Linked DNA regions of Homo sapiens: region 2 is linked to region 1. A link is a loop called in an ENCODE intact Hi-C map of the cell type or tissue named here. Cell type or tissue: IMR-90. All regions are shown on one strand. Links, peaks and the distances in the headings refer to the core of each region. The heading gives the core; the rest is flanking DNA. Region 1 overlaps ITCH (itchy E3 ubiquitin protein ligase). Region 2 overlaps ITCH (itchy E3 ubiquitin protein ligase).

Region 1 (8,337 bases), core at 306-8,305:
CTTGACCAGGCTGGCCTTGAACTCCTGACCTCAGGATCCACCCACCTCGGCCTCCCAAAGTACAGGGATTACAGGCGTGAGCCACCGCGTCCGGCCTGTAAGTCTTTATATGTGAACCATTTGTACTAGCTAGAATGAGTCACTGGATTTTCCTCAGATGTGTATGTATTTCTATCACACAATGAAAACCTCAGTCTCTCTCCCTTTAATTTGATAGCATTTATTGATTATAGAACAATTATCATCCCCTGTATTTTAGTTTCAACTATGCCTGGCTTATAGCTTCTTCTGGATTATGAATAGGTTAGGTCACAGATCATATCTTAGCATTATTATTTTCCTCAAAACCTAAAGGTGATTGAATATAAAAATAATACTGTCTTAAGGTAACCACATCATAGAATTTTTTCGGATTTCCTTCACTAACTCTGGTATCTTTCCTTAGCAGTATCTGTTTCTTAAAGAAAGATATTACTATTTCTTAGTTAAGGCCAGATTCCAGTTTTTTTTCCCCACCCCTCATCCTCAATCTAGCTTGAGTAGCTGACTTATATCAGACCAGAATTCTTATGACTTCTTTTTGGCAGCTTAAAGTTGAAAGCTTTTATTAGAACAGTCCTTTAAAACATTCTGTACTTTTTCAGATTACATAAGTAATATACATTTTATTTTTTACTGATTTAAAAAAATAGTAAATTATTCTCAGAGACAATGATTAATAGTTTTTTTCTTTGCATAAAGTGTCTTACTTGCTATCATCGTTATTGAATTTTTTTTTTTTTTTTACTGTGATGATAAACACTAATTGCACCTCAAAAAGTCGTAATCCATAGCCATCTCAGATTTTTTTCTTTTTGAGATGGGGTCTCACCCTGTCGTCCAGGCTGGTGTGCAGCAGCGTGATCATGGCTCACTGCAACCTTGATCTCCTGGGGTCAGGTGAGCCTCCCACCTCAGCCTCCTGAGTAGCTGGAACTACAAGTGTGCGCCACCACACCCGGCTAATTTTTGTATTTTTTATAGAGATGGCGTTTTGCTCTGTTGCCCAGGCTGGTCTCAAACTCCTGGGCTCAGGTGATCCACCCACCTCAGCCTCCTAAATTGCTTGTATTAGAGGTGTGAGCCACCTCACTCAGCCACATCTCAGATTTTTAAAATCTTGGGTCTAAAATATTCTTTTTCTTTTTTTTTTTGAGACAGTTTCCCTTTCGTTGCCCAGGCTGGAGTGCAATGGCGTGATCTCGGCTCACCGCAACCTCCGCTTCCCAGATTCAAGCAATTCTCCTGCCTCAGCCTCCCAGATAGCTGGGATTACAGGCACCCGCCACTATGCCTGGCTAATTTTTGTATTTTTAGTAAAAACGGGTTTTCACCATGTTGGTCAGGCTGGTCTTGAACTCCTGACCTCAGGTGATCCACCCGCCTCTGCCTCCCAAAGTGCTGGGATTACAGCGTGAGCCACCGCGCCTGGCCTTAAATATTCTCTTTTTTATAAATTTTTTTCTTTTTCTTTTTTTAATTCATTGCTTGCTAATTGGGTCTAAATATTCTGAGAATGCTCAAGTGTAGGGCAAAAAACAAACACACCATGAATAATGGATAATAGTTCAGCAAACATTATTAGATATGAAACAGAGAACATAAGATAAAAGACAGAAGTGCCAAGTTTAATAGAATCAAATGCCCTTCATAATTCATTGAGTTACTTCTTTAGTTTTGATGCTAGAATGCTTAGAACTAAGTATTTTGCACAAATCTCCTTAATGACATCGTGGGTTTTAATCTCTTAATGGGTCAGTTATAGTATTTGTTTTATTGTAAGCTGCCTCAATGCCTTTCTAGAATCAAGTAAGGAATAAATATGCAAGTGTAAAAAATGAATGTCAGGCTGGGCGTGGTGGCTCTCACCTGTAATCCCAGCACTTTGGGAGGCCGAGGTGGGCGGATCACTTGAGGTTGGGAGTTCGAGACCAGCCTGAGCAACATGGAGAAACTCTGTCTCTAGTAAAAATACAAAATTAGCCGGGCATGGTGGCACATGCCTGTAATTCCAGCTACTCGGGGGGCTGAGGCAGGAGAATTGCTTGAACCCGGGAGGCGGAGATGGCGGTGAGCTGAGATCGTGCCATTACACTCCAATCTGGGCAACAACAGTGAAACTGTCTCAAAAAAATAAATAAATAAAATAAAAATAAACAAATGTCACCATGTATTGTAATGGCAAGAAGGGATAACTGGTCAGGAAAAAGAGATCAGTATTTGACTAGAGTCACTGGGAAAGAAGGTGGTGTTTGGATTGCTGCTATTTATTTATTTATTTTAAGGGACAGGGTTGGCCGGGCATGGTGGCTCATGCCTGTAATCCCAGCACTTTGGGAGGCTGAGGCGGGCAGATCATCCGAGGTCAGGAGTTCAGGATAGCCTGGCCAACATGGTGAAACCCTGTTTCTACTAAAAAATACAAAAATTAGCCAGGTGTGGTCATACGTGCCTGTAATCCCAGCTACTCGGGAGGCTGAGGCAGGAGAATCACTTGAACCTGGGAGACAGAGGTTGCAGTAAGCCAAGATCGCACCCCTACACTCCAGTGGCACAGTCACGGTTCACTGCAGCCTTAACCTCCTGGGCTGAAGCAATCCTCTCTCCTCATCCTCTATAGTGGCTGGGACTACAGGCGTGTACCACCCACCACACTTGACTAATTAAAAAAAATTGTGTTTTTGTTTTTTTTTTAAGACGGAGTCTCGCTCTGTTGCCAGGCTGGAGTGTGGTGGCGTGATCTTGGCTCACTGCAACCTCTGACTCCCTGGTTCAAGCAATTTTTCTGCGTCAGCCTCCTGAGTAGCTGGGATTACAGACATGCGCCACCAAGCCCAGCTGATTTTTGTATTTTTAGTAGAGATGGAATTTTATCATGTTGGCCAAGATGGTCTTGATCTCCTGACCTTGTGATCTGCCCACCTCAGCCTCCCAAAGTGCTGGAATTATAGGCGTGAGCCACTGCGCCCGGCCAAAAATTTTTTTTTGTAGAAACAAGGTCTTGCTATGTTGCCCAGGATGGTCTTGAACTCCTGGCCTCAAGTGATGCTCCCAGCCTTTCCATAAGTGTTGGAATTATAGGCCTGAGCCACTTTCCCTGACCTAGGATTGCTGCTGTTTAAATGCAGAAAAGTAGAAAAGGACCCTTTGAGGAGACAGCATGAGCAAGACACATGAAAGAAGAGAGTACACAAAACTTGCCCTAATACCCATGAAAGCTCCTATAATAGGGGAGCCCTGAGAATGGGAATGGCTGTGTCTTTCAGGTGTGCCTTAAAAAAAATTTATTGCTAAGGGAGATGGAGATGGGAAGTAATCAGTGTTTGTATCAAAGGGTGGTTAGATTTGTGTTTTAGAAAGTTAGAAAGAGAAAAAAATTTTTCTTTTTTTTTTTTTTTTTTTGAGACAGTTTCGTTCTGTCGCCCAGGCTGGAGTGCAGTGGCGCGATCTCAGTTGACTGCAATCTCTGCCTACCATGCCCACCCCCTTACCTACTTATTTATTTATTTATTGAAACAGAGTCTCGCTCTGTCACCCAGGCTGGAGTGCAGTGACTTGATCTTGGCTCACTGCAACCTCCGCCTCCCAGGTTCAAGCAATTCTCATGCCTCAGCCTCCCCAGTAGCTGGTATTGCAGGCATGCACCACTGTGCCTGGCTCACTTTTTGTATTTTTAGTAGAGATGAGGCTTTACCATGTTGTCCAGGCTGGTCTCAAAATCCTGACCTCAAGTGATTCACCCACCTCGGCCTCCCAAAGTTCTCGAATTACAGGCGTGAGCCATTGTTCCCAGCCAATTTTTAAATTTTTTATAAAGACACATTCTCATTGTGTTGCCCAGGCTGGTCTTGGATGTTTTGAATCAGCTCTTCGTTTCTTCTTATCATTTAGCCAGGGTCTTTACCTTGGATGTAAGTCTGTTTTCTTATGTCCTTCCCTGTCTTTATTTACCTGTTTCCCATTTAATTATGCCTATATATAACCTCAGCTATTATACTGAACTCATCTGTGTCTTCTTTTTTTCTTTTTTTTGACCGGGAAATTTTTTTTTAAATTACAAGCTCAACCCATTTGTTCTGTTTCAAAGGTGCAGTACTTTTCTTCATTTATTAGTGAAAGAAGTTAAGAAATTAACTTTCCAAAAAAATCAGCAAATGGCAAGCAAATGTCCTTGAAAGTCACAGTCACATATAGTGTCTCCTAGAAAAGAGGAGGGGTAAGACAGCTTCCACCTACTTTCACAAGTTTCATCAAATACTGGATCTACTCAAGGGTGGAGTAAAAAGGCAACTAACTTTCTAAAAGGAGTATGTTATTAAATGAGGCATTTACTATACTCCTTCCTAAAAGCCCCAGATGGGGAACATGTTTTCTCAACTAGACCTAGGAAGTAGACTGTGGAATCAATCGGTCCTCCTCACCTTAAGGGCCATCCACTGGTTAATGAATTAAAAAAAAAAAAAAGACTGAAAAACAAACCTCCCCCCTAAAAAAGAGGAGGGGGAAAAAAAACCACTAAGATGTCCCAGAGTGGAATCAGGGAGCAGCTTCAACAATTCCAATTAGTCTGTTACAGAGTCATCCACAAGCATGCCTTGCTTTAAAAATACATATATATATCTTGAAATAACAAAACTGAAACTAGTACTAATCACTTTTCTGACAATATACAATTACTCAAAATTAACTAGTACTGGGCTAGGGATACGGGGGGGCGGCGCATAGCTATGGGCCTTGTCTCACATGAGTACATGTGGGTAGGTGCAGTGCGTTTGTCATTATGGCAAAAACGAATTTTAATTTTTAAGCTTTAGTTTGACTTAAACATTGCTTTTAGTATGATGCCAACACCAGCTATGCAGAAAGGGCTCTGGAGAGATGTTCCTAGCAGCACACATATGCAGCTCTTCTTCGGTTCTGGAGGTTCCAGGGCAGCCAATATTGCTTCGTCAAATACATTCTTTAGGCCTTTCTTTGTGAGTGCAGAACACTCCACGTACTTGACAGTCTTCAGGTCATGGGCCAGCTTATTCAGCAGTCTCTGGAGTGATAGGCTTCTGTTTGTTCTTGGCAAGTTTCTCAATAGTAGAGGGGTCATCTTTGAGATCAATTTGGGTCCCAACAAGCAACAAAGGAGTCTTTGGACAGTGGCACCCACTTTTCTTTCACATTTTCAAATGAAAATGGAGAGATGGAGAGACCACTGAAAAATAGACTAGAAATACATCTGTTTGTGGATAACTCAGCAGTCATAATCCCTCATAATCCTCTTGCTCTGCAGTATCAAAAAGTCCAAGAGTATATGGTTCTCTACCAGTCATAATTGTTATTGCATAGTTGTCAAAAACAGTTGGTACATATTCTGATGGAAATTTGTTGTGTTGTTTTACCAACAGCACCATCACCCACAACAACACACTTAATTGTCTGCATTGCTGAAATAGTTTTGTATCCACTTTAAATATTTCAAATCTCATGTTGACCTCAGCTTCTCCACCGGGTTGTTGGCTCATCTGTGTTTTTTATTTGATGTTTGTTGTATGCTAGCATTGGGCAAAATAAGGAAACTTTGGTATTTGCCAGAAATTTCTTATATTCTCGTCTTTACTCCAAATTAAGAAAGAGATGTCATCTTGATTTTAGTTATTATTAATCGTAATTAAATATTACTGCATTTCCCAAATTTATTACAGTGCAATATATTTAGCTCTGATTGTTCAGGGACCAAAAAGATCCCTTATACTTATGTTTTTTTTTTATTCCTTTAACAGTCCAGCAAACTAAGAATTTTATACTTGTGATTTAGAGTTTAGTTCTCCACAGGCAGGGCAGAGTTCTTCCAAAGAGGTAGCTGTTGCTCAACTGGATTGATCTCTTACCTGGTTCATTATTCTGCTTATTTATTTAGTTTTGGCACTGTTTTTTGTTGTACCTTGTTCTCTGTAGCTTATCCAAAGTAGGTTGGATAAGCTACGGATCCATTCTTTTTTTGTATGTGTATTGTAAAATGTTTATGTTGTATCAGAGAGATACACTGAAGAACTGAAATCAGTTCAAAGCACTGACCTTCAGAACAGAAGGATCAGAGGAACATTAGTTTAAGCCATGAAAACTATTTGCATTAGTATGTGGGTATGTGTGAGAGAGAGAGAGCACATGCATGGGAGAGTGAGATAGCCAGCAAGTGATTATAATAAAGCAGAGAGACAGAGACTAGAAAGCAGGGAAACTTTTGTTTTCTACCATGACTAATAACAATTTGGTTCAACATGTATATTAAATACCTCTCAGATTAAATCCCAGAGTGCTCCAGAAATTGTAAAGATTGGCTATATCTGTGCAATCAAGAGGCTCACGGGGTGAGTTAAATGAGTAAAAACTAGTAAGACAAAATGAAAAGCTGACGGAGCCATACGTAAATATGGAAATACTCTGGAAGCATGGAGGTGGAAATAATTTAACTTCTTAGGATTAAAGAAGCCTTTAATCAAAGAGAAGGGGGATGTTTATCTCTCAGGAAATATAATTTTAATGGGTATAAAAGAAAAAAGGATCATTCTCAGTAGAGGGAGCAGCATGTTTAGAGGAATGAAAGTACATGGCCCATGTGAGGAACAGCAAATAACTAAGGGTGGCTAGAATATAGAACTTTGGTAAGATTTGTTTTAGTAGGAGGCTGGAAGGGTAAGTTATAGCTGCATACTAAGCAAGGTAAAATGCCCCATAAGAGTTTAAACTTCATTTTTCAGGCAATAAAGAATCATTTAAGTAATGACATTAATGACATGATCACATCTATTCTAGGAAAATAATTCTGGTGGCTGTGAGGGGTTGGATTGGAGAAGTGAGAGTAAAAACAGTTGTTTAGAGGCCTCTCATAGTAGCCCAGGTGTCAGATGAGACTGACATTTTTCTGGTCCTTTTTCTTCCGGTTTATAATGTATAGTTTTTTATTTTTTTGTTTAATTTACTGTGGGACTTTAGTTTTCAGAAAGTAGTACATTGATTTATTTTATATTTGTAATATTATGACTATAACACAAGGTTTTGTTCAATCTAGACTTTGAGATTTGAATACTGAAATAATTTCTCCTGTCCAGGTTTTGCAGTGTGACCCTTGGGCAAATTTTTAAATTTCACAGAGCTTCTGTCTTTTTTTTTTTTTTTTTTTTTGAGATGGAGTTTCACCCTTGTCACCCAGGCTGGAGTGCAATGGCATGATCTCAGCTCACTACAACCTCTGCCTCCCGGGTTGCAGTGATTCTCCTGCCTCAGCCTCCTGAGTAGCTGGGATTACAGGCGCCTGCCACCATGTCTGGCTAATTTTTGTATTTTTAGTAGAGACAGGGTTTCACCATGTTTGTCAAGCTGGCTCCTGACCCCCGTTGATCCTTTTGACTGAGACTTCCAAAGTGCTGGGATTACAGGTGTGAGCCACCACGTTCGGCCGCTTCTCTTTTTATGTGTAAAAATTAGGACAGTAATACCTGTTTCGCAGAATAGGTATTGATATTGAAATGACATTTACGTGCAGGCACATGGTAAATACTAAAATTGGTGCTCCTCCACCCCCATGTAAAGTTTGTTAGGCCAGGCCTGGTGGCTCATGCCTGTAATTCCACCACTTTGGTAGGCCTAGGTAAGTGGATCTCTTGAGCCCAGGAGTACAAGACCAACTTGGGCAACATGTCAAAAGCTTGTCTCTACCAGAAAAAAAATACAAAAATTTCCTGGATGTGGTGGCACGCACCTGTAGTCCCAGCCACTTGGGAGGCTGAGATGGGAGGATGGCTTGAGCCCAGGAGGTAGAGGTGGTTGCAGTGACCTGAGATTGTGCCACTATTCTCCAGCCTGGGTGACAGAACCAGACCCTGTCTCAAAAAAAAAAAAAAAAAAAAAAAGGTTTCAGTGGGGTTTGGTAGGATTATGTAGCAAAATTGCTTTCACAAATTTGAATCCAGCTGGGCACAGTGGCTCACGCCTGTAATTCCAACACTTTGAGGGGCCGAGGCAAGTGGATCACCTGAGGTCAGGAGTTTGACACCAGCCTGACCAACATGGTGAAACCCCGTTTCTACTAAAAATACAAACATTAGCTGGGTGTGGCGGCGCGTGCCTATAACCCCAGCTGCTTGGGAGGCTGAGGCAGGAGAATCGCTTGAACCCGGCAGGCGGAGGTTGCAATGAGCTAAGATTGTGCCATTGCACTCTAGCCTGGGCAACAAGAGCGAAACTCCTATCTCAAAAAAAAAAAAAAGTTTGAATCCTAGAAAGCCCCAACAGGGGCAGATCATTTCC
Region 2 (8,337 bases), core at 28-8,027, 57 kb after region 1:
AGGCGCCCGCTACCACGCCCGGCTAATTTTTTGTATTTTTAGTAGAGACGGGGTTTCATTGTGTTAGCCAGGATGGTCTCGATCTCCTGACCTCGTGATCCGCCCGCCTCGGCCTCCCAAAGTGCTGGGATTACAGGTGTGAGCCACCGCGCCCGGCCTATGTTTTTCTTTAGAGACAGCCTTTGAGTTGGTGATAAGCTTATGCACTGAAGATGCCTTGACCAGCAAAACCTGTGTCATGAGAGGCAGAGTCCCACTTTTCTGTATATTATGCACATTGGAATTCTATTTTCATTTTAAGCTAAGCTGACATAGAAAGTAGCTTTAAATGTCAGAAGCAGGTTTGTGATACTCACTAGTTACATCCATTTTAACCTCTGTTATCACTACTACTTGAAATCATGGAATTATATTGGAAATAAAATTAAATATTACCAAATACGAACTTGACAAGACTATAATTTGGCCTAAAACTGATCCAGATGATCTCAAGTGTTAATTTGAAAAATAGTTACCAATTTTTCTTTTTTCTTTTCCTGTTTTTTTTTTTTTTTTTTTTTTTTTTTTTGAGATGGAGTTTTGCTCTTGTCGCCCAGGCTGGAGTGCAATGGCATGATCTTGGCTCACTGCAACCTCTGCCTCCCGGGTTCAAGCGATTCTCCTGCCTCAGTCTCCCTAGTAGCTGGGATTACAGATGCCCACCACCATGCCCAGCTAATTTTTGTATTTTTAGTAGAGACGGGGTTTCGACCTGTTGGCCACGCTGGTCTCAAACTCGTGACCTCAGGCCATCCGCCTGCCTTATAACTCCCAGAGTCCTGGGATTACAGGCGTGAGCCACAGCGCAGGACCAATAGTTAACCAATTTTTCAAACCACAGGAAATAAAAATTAGCCATGTCAACATGGATTAAACTTAAATTTTTGTTTAAAATGCTGATTTTTAGAAACTAAGCTTTTTAAAAAGTTTCAGTTCATTCTATGATCTTTAATACATCAGTTCATTCTATGATCTTTAATACATCAGTTATTCATTTTGAGACATGTTGAACAAATAAATTAGGATACAGCAGGAATCCCATCTTTTGAAGAATTCATTGGTAATGGGACAGAGAAGTCAGTAATTCAAAAACAGCAGAACTGTTAAAATTTCAAGTCTACTTAATTTGTTTACTAAAAGAGAAAATGATATCCACATTTTTTTTTTTTTTTTGAGACGGAGTCTTGCTCTGTCGCCAGGCTGTAATCCATCTCGGCACACTGTAACCTCTGCGTCCCGGGTTCAAGCAGTTCTCCTGCCTCAGCCTCTCGAGTTGCTGGGACTACAGGTGCACACCGCCATGCCTGGCTAATTTTTTTTTTTTTTCTTTTTTGTATTTTAGTAGAGACGGGGTTTCACCATGTTGCCCAGGTTGGTCTTGAACTCCTGAGCTCAGGCAGTCCGCCCGCCTCTGCCTCCCAACGTGCTAGAATTACAGGCATGAGCTACTGCGCCCGGCCAATATCCACATCTTCTAAACCTTAATGGGGAGATTTCAGGAAAGCAGGTAAAATTTTGTAGACTGGGAACACGAAAACAGGGAGAATCCTAAAGCAAGAGGCAGTTGGGGAACAAGCAGCAGCTTTAGATGCAGTAATTAGAGAACTGAGTTCTGCTTCCTATCCCTTGTATAGAAAGTTACTGTAGATATTTAGGATTTTGGAACTGGGTATATTAAGGAACGAGATATGTTAAGTGTATTAAGAAAGGAAGTATTTTTTAGTTGAATAATGCCTAGCATATACCTTATATTATATTCCTTATTTTGTATATATATGTATGTATATATACACACTCTCAAATTACATTATATTCCTTATTTTATATATATTTTTATATATTGTGTGTGTGTGTGTGTGTGTGTGTGTATATATATATATATATATATATATATATATTTTTTTTTTTTTTTTTTTTTTTTTTTTGAGACAGGGCCTCACTTTGTCACCCAGGCTAGAGTGCAGTGGCATGATCTCAGCTCACTGCAGTCTTGACCTCCCAGGTTCAGGTGACCCTCCTGCCTTAGCCCCGGAAGTTGCTTCTCTGTCCCATTACCAATTAATTCTTCAAAAGATGGGACTCTTCTGGTATCCTAATTTTTTTATTTGTTCAACATGTCTCAAAATGAATAACTGATGTATTAAAGATCACAGAATGGATTCAAACTTTTTAAAAAGCTTAGTTTCTAAAAATCAAGTTGTACAAGTTGTGGGGCTAAGGCAGGAGGATCACCTGAACCTGGGAGGTCAAGGCTGTAGTGAGCTGAGATCACGCCACTGCACTCCAGCCAGGGTGACAAAGTGAGACCTTGTCTCCAAAAAAAAAAATATATATATATATATGTGTGTGTGTGTGTATTTATATATACAAATGTATATTTAATATATATCAAATATATATATTAGTGGGCTGCCAGCACGGCCCACTAATTTTTTTGTATTTTTTGTAGAGATGAGGGTTCACCATATGGCCCAGGCTGGTCTCAAACTCCTGAGCTCAAGCAATCTACTTGCCTTGGCCTCCCAAAGTGCTGGGATTACAGGCCTGAGCCACCCCGCCTGGCACCTTACTATATTTTAATGAATGAAATGATGTAGTATGGAAAAAAAAAAAATCCCTAAATGGAGACCTGAGTTTCCATCTCATCTCTGCTACTTAATTCTGAGGTTTCAGGTAGATTATTTAACCTATCTGAGTTTTCTTATCTTAAGGATAAAGATGAATTCACCTACCCTATGGGACTATTAAGAATAAAATGAAGGTCCTGTGTAAAAAACTAAATAACTGTTCATTATTCTTGCTGCTGTTGGTTGGATTGAGTAGAAAGGTCCTATGGTTAGGACATTATAAAGTACGTCTACTTAGCTTCTAAGATGTAATATTTCTATAACTTCAGTAAGGATGTGCATTTAATAGTCAATAAATTAAACCTTTTAAAGCTGTGATTTAAAAACTATAAAATAAACAATGAAATGAGAAATGGGCAAATTCAAATAATTTTATTTTACCTTGAGCAAGAAGACTATGCCAATGCTAATGCTTTGCTTTCCCCTGCCCCTGCCCTTCCCAAAGAGAAGAGAACAGACAGCAATGGCAGAGTATATTTCGTCAACCACAACACACGAATTACACAATGGGAAGACCCCAGAAGTCAAGGGTAAGAATAGTTACTTGTGTATATTTAATCTCTTAAAGATTATACCTTATTTCTAACAACTGAAGAAGATCAAAGTTCATATTCTTTTGCCAAAGACCTAAAACGTTAATCACCTACATACTTTGGAAAGAGAAAATTATACTATTATTTTCATCTAATGGAAAGTTTGAAGATTTCTTCAAAGTGCAGGAAAAAACTTTAACTGGGCATGGTGGCTCATGCCCATTATCCCAGCACTTTGGGAGGCCAAGGAGGGAGGATTGTTTGAGGCCAGGAAGACCTGCGTAATGCAGTGAGACCCTGTCTCTACAAAAAAAATCCCCAAAATTGGGTGTGTTGGCATGTATACCTGTAGTCCCAGCTACTCGGGAGACTGAGGTGGGAGGATCACCTGAGCCCAGGAAGTCGAGACTGCAGTGAACTATGATTGTGCCAGTACACTCCAACCTGGAGGACAGGTTGAGGGCTGTTTCAAAAAAAAAGAAAACAATAGAAAAGCAAAAAAAATTATCTGGCACATGAGAATATACTTATTAACATATATATTATTTTTAATTACTAAGAACAGATTAGTGATTCTAAATCAGGGTTTCTTAACCTGAGATCACTGGTTAAGAATCTAGGGTATGTGGTTTCAAGGAGGAAGAAAATACATACTCAGTTTCATTACTCTTTACTGGAAATTTAGTATCTTCTTCCATTATGAATGTAGGCTACTACCATGTAGGATTAAGAATGCCTAGGAGTTTGCCATCAGTAGAAGTCAAAGGGTGTTAAAAAATATTCTGTTGTTGTTGCAGATATCTCTAAATACTTGTTTACACACATAATTACAAGGACTTGCTAATTTATTAATAAAGAGATATATGTACATTATCACAAAGGTCTCCCTTTGTTGCCCAGGCTGTTCTCAAACTCCTGTCTTTAAGCGATCCTCCTGCCTTAGCCTCCTGAGTAGCTGGGATTACAGAAATAATGTTTTGACAATTATGTATATATAATGGTTTATCTTTGTAACATGTTATAATAGTATGCATATTAGTTTGCTAGGGCGCCTTAACAAAGTACCACAGAGGAGGTTGCTTAAACCATAGAAATGTATGTCTCAGGGTTCTGGAGGCTAGAAGCTTGAGATCACGATGTCAGCAGGGCCATGCTCACTCAGAAGATACTAGGAAGAGATCTGTTCCAGGTCTTTCTCCTGGCTTCTTGTAGCTCCTTGGCTTGTGGCAGCATGAATCCAGTCTTCACATGGCACTCTTCCTGTCTGTATGTCTATCTGTACCCAAATTTCCTGTTTATAAGGACGTCAGTCCTATAGGATTAGTGGCCCACAGTACTTCAGTATGACCTCATCTTGATACATCTGCAGTAACTCTGTTTCCAAATAAGGTCACATTCTGAGTTATTGAGGGCCAGGATATAAACGTGCATTTGGAGGGAGGACACAGTTCAACCCATAACAGTCTGTAATACTATGCATTTATCAGACTGCCAGAGGGTTCCATTCTGCAAGGAATTTGGCAGACTGTACAGTCGGAGGGCACAGTCCTCCACAAAACTGCTGCCCTCACTTCAGACATCAGCGACAATATTGGGGGTCCACAGGATGACTCCAGACCAACTGTCTACAAATTTGGGGGCCCCCACCACCACTCTTAGGTATGATAAGTTACTAGAAGTACTGAGAACTCATTGAAACCTCTTATAGTCACATTTATTCTAGAGAAAGAATGCAAAATAAAATCAGCAGAAGGAATAGGTGCACAGGGCAGAGTCTGGGAGGCTCTGAACATCCAGCATTATTGTGGGACAGTACACATTGAGGTCGAGTATCACCAACCAGGGAAGTCTCTGGTATCTAGGGTTTTTATTGGGGCTTGATCACGTACTGCCCTCTTGGCTGACCTTTTGTCTCCAGTCCTTACTGGAGATTTGAGCTAATGCCCTTTAGTCTCTAGTTCCTCCAGAGGTCGGAACTGATGCTCCATGTCCCACAGCCTTGACTGTCCAGTGATCAAAGCCTCCAGGCAAACAAAGATATTCCCAATACGCAGTGCATTCCAAGGGCCTAAACATCACTACCAAGTTGCTGAGGGCAAAGGCCAGACCTCTCTTTTGGTATAATTATAATTTGAGAACAGATATTCCATGGCTCAAAAGTTTTAAAAACTTTTGTTCTGAAGGTATGGTTTAGGTTGCACTGAGCTGAGATCATACCACTGCATTCCAGCTTGGGCGACAGAGTGTGACTCTGCCTCAAAAAACTAAAACTAAAAATAAATAAAAAAAGATATGCTTTCAACTTAAAATAGTTTTTTCTGCCTACCAACAAATGACCATTTTCTTTTTAAATGGAGTTACTGCATTTACTTAAATTTATTCAGTTTCCATAAAGGAAGAATGAAGAATTTCATAGATAACATTTTCTTCCTCTTTAGAATTTTCTAAGAATAGAATTGAAGAAGTCACCTTTCTATAATTTGCTGCCATTTTTTTGTTTCCTCTTAGATGTTTAAAGTTTTATAGCTAAAGTTAGAATTCTGCTTTAACAACACAGATGACCTAGTTCTATCTAATTTATTTTCAAGACAACAACTTGTTACTGAGCCTATCTTGCAAGTATAACAATTGAGAATCCTCTTTTTTACATTTTTGGTAGTCTGTTTTATCTGACATTTGTATTCAGTTAAGTGAATACAGGTTTGTTGTTGTTGTTGTTGTTGTTGTTTGAGACAAGGTCTCAGTCTGTCACCCAGGCTGGAGTGAAGTGACATGATCATGGCTTGCTGCAGCCTTGACCTCCTGGGCTCAAGCAATCCTCCTGCCTCAGCCTCCCAAGTAGCTTGGACTATAGGCATGGGCCACCACACCCAGCTTTTTTTTTTTTTTTTTTTTTGGGTAGAGACGGTGTCTCTATGTTGCCCAGGCTGGTGGGAAGTTGTTGCCAAACACACAAACTGAAATACTTGATTAAAAGATGTCCTGGCAGTATGTAGGAAATACTTTTGGAAGACCTAAAGAGAACGATCAATCTATAGTTGTAGTAGGAGTAATAACAATTACAACTTGGGCTCACTGTCACTTTTTACCTGTCTCATTTGTTCCTCATCTAGTCTCATAGACATTGTTGTCTCTGTTTTATGGACAAAGAACCTAAAGTTTAGAGAGATTAAGCAGCTTGTCTAGGGTCACAAGAGTTTTCAAGGTATAAAGATAGGTATTAAGGAGGTGGCATGGAATACTTCATAAATAACATATTAGGCCTTGTGTAGTGTCTCAACATCTGTAATCCCAGTGCTTTGAGAGGCCAAAATAGGAGGATCACTTCCGGTCAGGAGTTCAAGACCAGCCTGGGGAACATAGTGAGACCAGTCTCTACATAAAATTTTATAATTTAACCGGGTGTGGTGGTATACAACTGTAGTCCTAGCTACTAGGGAGGCTGAGGTGGGAGGATTGCTTGAACCCAGGAGTTTGAGGCTGCAGTGAACTATGATCATGCCACTGCACTCCACCCTGGGCAGCAGAGTGAGATTCTTTCTCTTAAAAGAATCTTTTTTTGAGTTGCCTTAGTAGAAAAACAGTAGATAGATAATATGGGACAAAAGGAAAGGCTTCATTTGGAGGTGTGGCAGATCATATCTTATTTAAGGAAGTGCTGAGTGGCCTACACTGTGAAATCATGGGATTCATGAAAGGGAGTTAGAGGTTTGGGTGCAAAGGGAACATTGAGGCCAGCGTATAGAGGCTGAGTGAATGCCATATGAAGAACTTTAGATCTTAATCATTGGTAATGGTGGAACAGTGATAGTACTTTACAGAGATAACTAATTTAAATAAGATCTCTGTTTTAGGATGATACTCTGTTAGCAGTATCAGTATAAGAGCAGGCCTAGAGTGAGATCAGATAAGGAAAACGAGTTAGGTGGCTGTTCAAAAAATGCAGAAGATGGCTGGGCGCAGTGGCTCACGCCTGTAATTCCAGCACCTTGGAAGGCTGAGGTGGGAGGATCACAAGGTCAGGAGTTCAAACCCAGCCTGGCCAACATGGTGAAACCCTGTCTCTACTAAAAATACAAAAATTAGCTGGGCGTGGGCGTGGTGGCAGGCGCCTGTAGTCCCAGCTGAGGCTGAGGCAGGAGAATCGCTTGAACCTGGGAGGTGGAGGTTGCAGTGAGCCAAGATATCGTGCCCCTGCACTCCAGCCTGGGCGACAGTGAGACTCCATCTATAAAAAAAAAAAAAAAAAAAAAAAAGCAGGAGAGAAACAAAGCCAGAGAAAGGATGGTGTTGGGGATTGGAAATAGAGATGAACGTGAAGATTTCTAAGGCAGAATGGTTAGAACTTGGTTAACAAAATGTTTAGGATGAGTCATTAGCTAATGGGGAACATAAGCCAAGTAGACGGCAGAAGACTTGAGTTGTGTTTGATGGACTTTGAGTTTAACCTGTTTGTAGGATGTCCACATAGAGATGTCTAGTATACAACTGAATTACTGAACTGAATGGTTTTCTAAAAGATTTCTGCTATGTTTATTGACATTTGTAGCTTCTGTACTTGGCAAACAAGCAACTCTTTAATATTTTTGTTTATGTTTTTTCCTGTGTTTCGTAGTCAATTAAATGAAAAGCCCTTACCTGAAGGTTGGGAAATGAGATTCACAGTGGATGGAATTCCATATTTTGTGGACCACAATAGAAGAACTACCACCTATATAGATCCCCGCACAGGAAAATCTGCCCTGTAAGTTTTCTAAACATTGTAGATTAAGAGTAAAATACTAGTCCTTCAGATTTTGATATAAAGATTTGTATTAGCAAGGAGTGGAAGTCTTAGTATTTCTTGAGTTAGCTTGACAATAGGTTTCTGTTCATTAAGTATTTTGCATTTCCATCTCCCTCTTGGATATTTTATCCTAGAGATTTTCATATTTGTTACCATTTGTTCACACAGCACTAAATGAAACTATTTAGAATTTATAGGTATTGTACTGCTTACCAATTAGTCTCTGATTTCTGATTTTCAGCTTCTTTCATTCCCTTAACTTTTTGACGTTAAAAAAGCTCTCATTACTTATCCCCCACCCCATTTCTGAGAAAGTAACCTTTTGATTTGCTTATGTGCTTTATGACTTCTT

The links. A loop is a pair of places that touch in the nucleus more often than their neighbours do. Peaks named below come from ENCODE experiments on the same cell type or tissue, not always from the same donor. Only the 100,000 strongest peaks of a DNase experiment are listed, where the experiment ranks them.
Region 2: a loop joins it to region 1, with 1.8 times the contacts of the local background. A loop is called at or near these places in 3 of 110 quality-filtered maps.

What each region holds. Positions count from the first base shown.
Region 1 is chr20:34,397,225-34,405,561 of GRCh38, forward strand. All of the region lies in intron 3 of ITCH (itchy E3 ubiquitin protein ligase), which reads left to right. It also overlaps the pseudogene CDC42P1. Among named protein-coding and RNA genes, the nearest start is that of ITCH, 38 kb to the left of the region's middle. In IMR-90, for the core only: no CTCF peak of the experiment used is centred there; a DNase peak (open chromatin) is centred at 3,767.
Region 2 is chr20:34,454,279-34,462,615 of GRCh38, forward strand. ITCH (itchy E3 ubiquitin protein ligase) reads left to right here. Exons shown (of 25, transcript NM_031483.7): 13 at 3,112-3,196; 14 at 7,815-7,943. Among named protein-coding and RNA genes, the nearest start is that of MIR644A, 7.9 kb to the right of the region's middle. In IMR-90, for the core only: no CTCF peak of the experiment used is centred there; a DNase peak (open chromatin) is centred at 4,543; H3K27ac peaks cover 1,518 bases.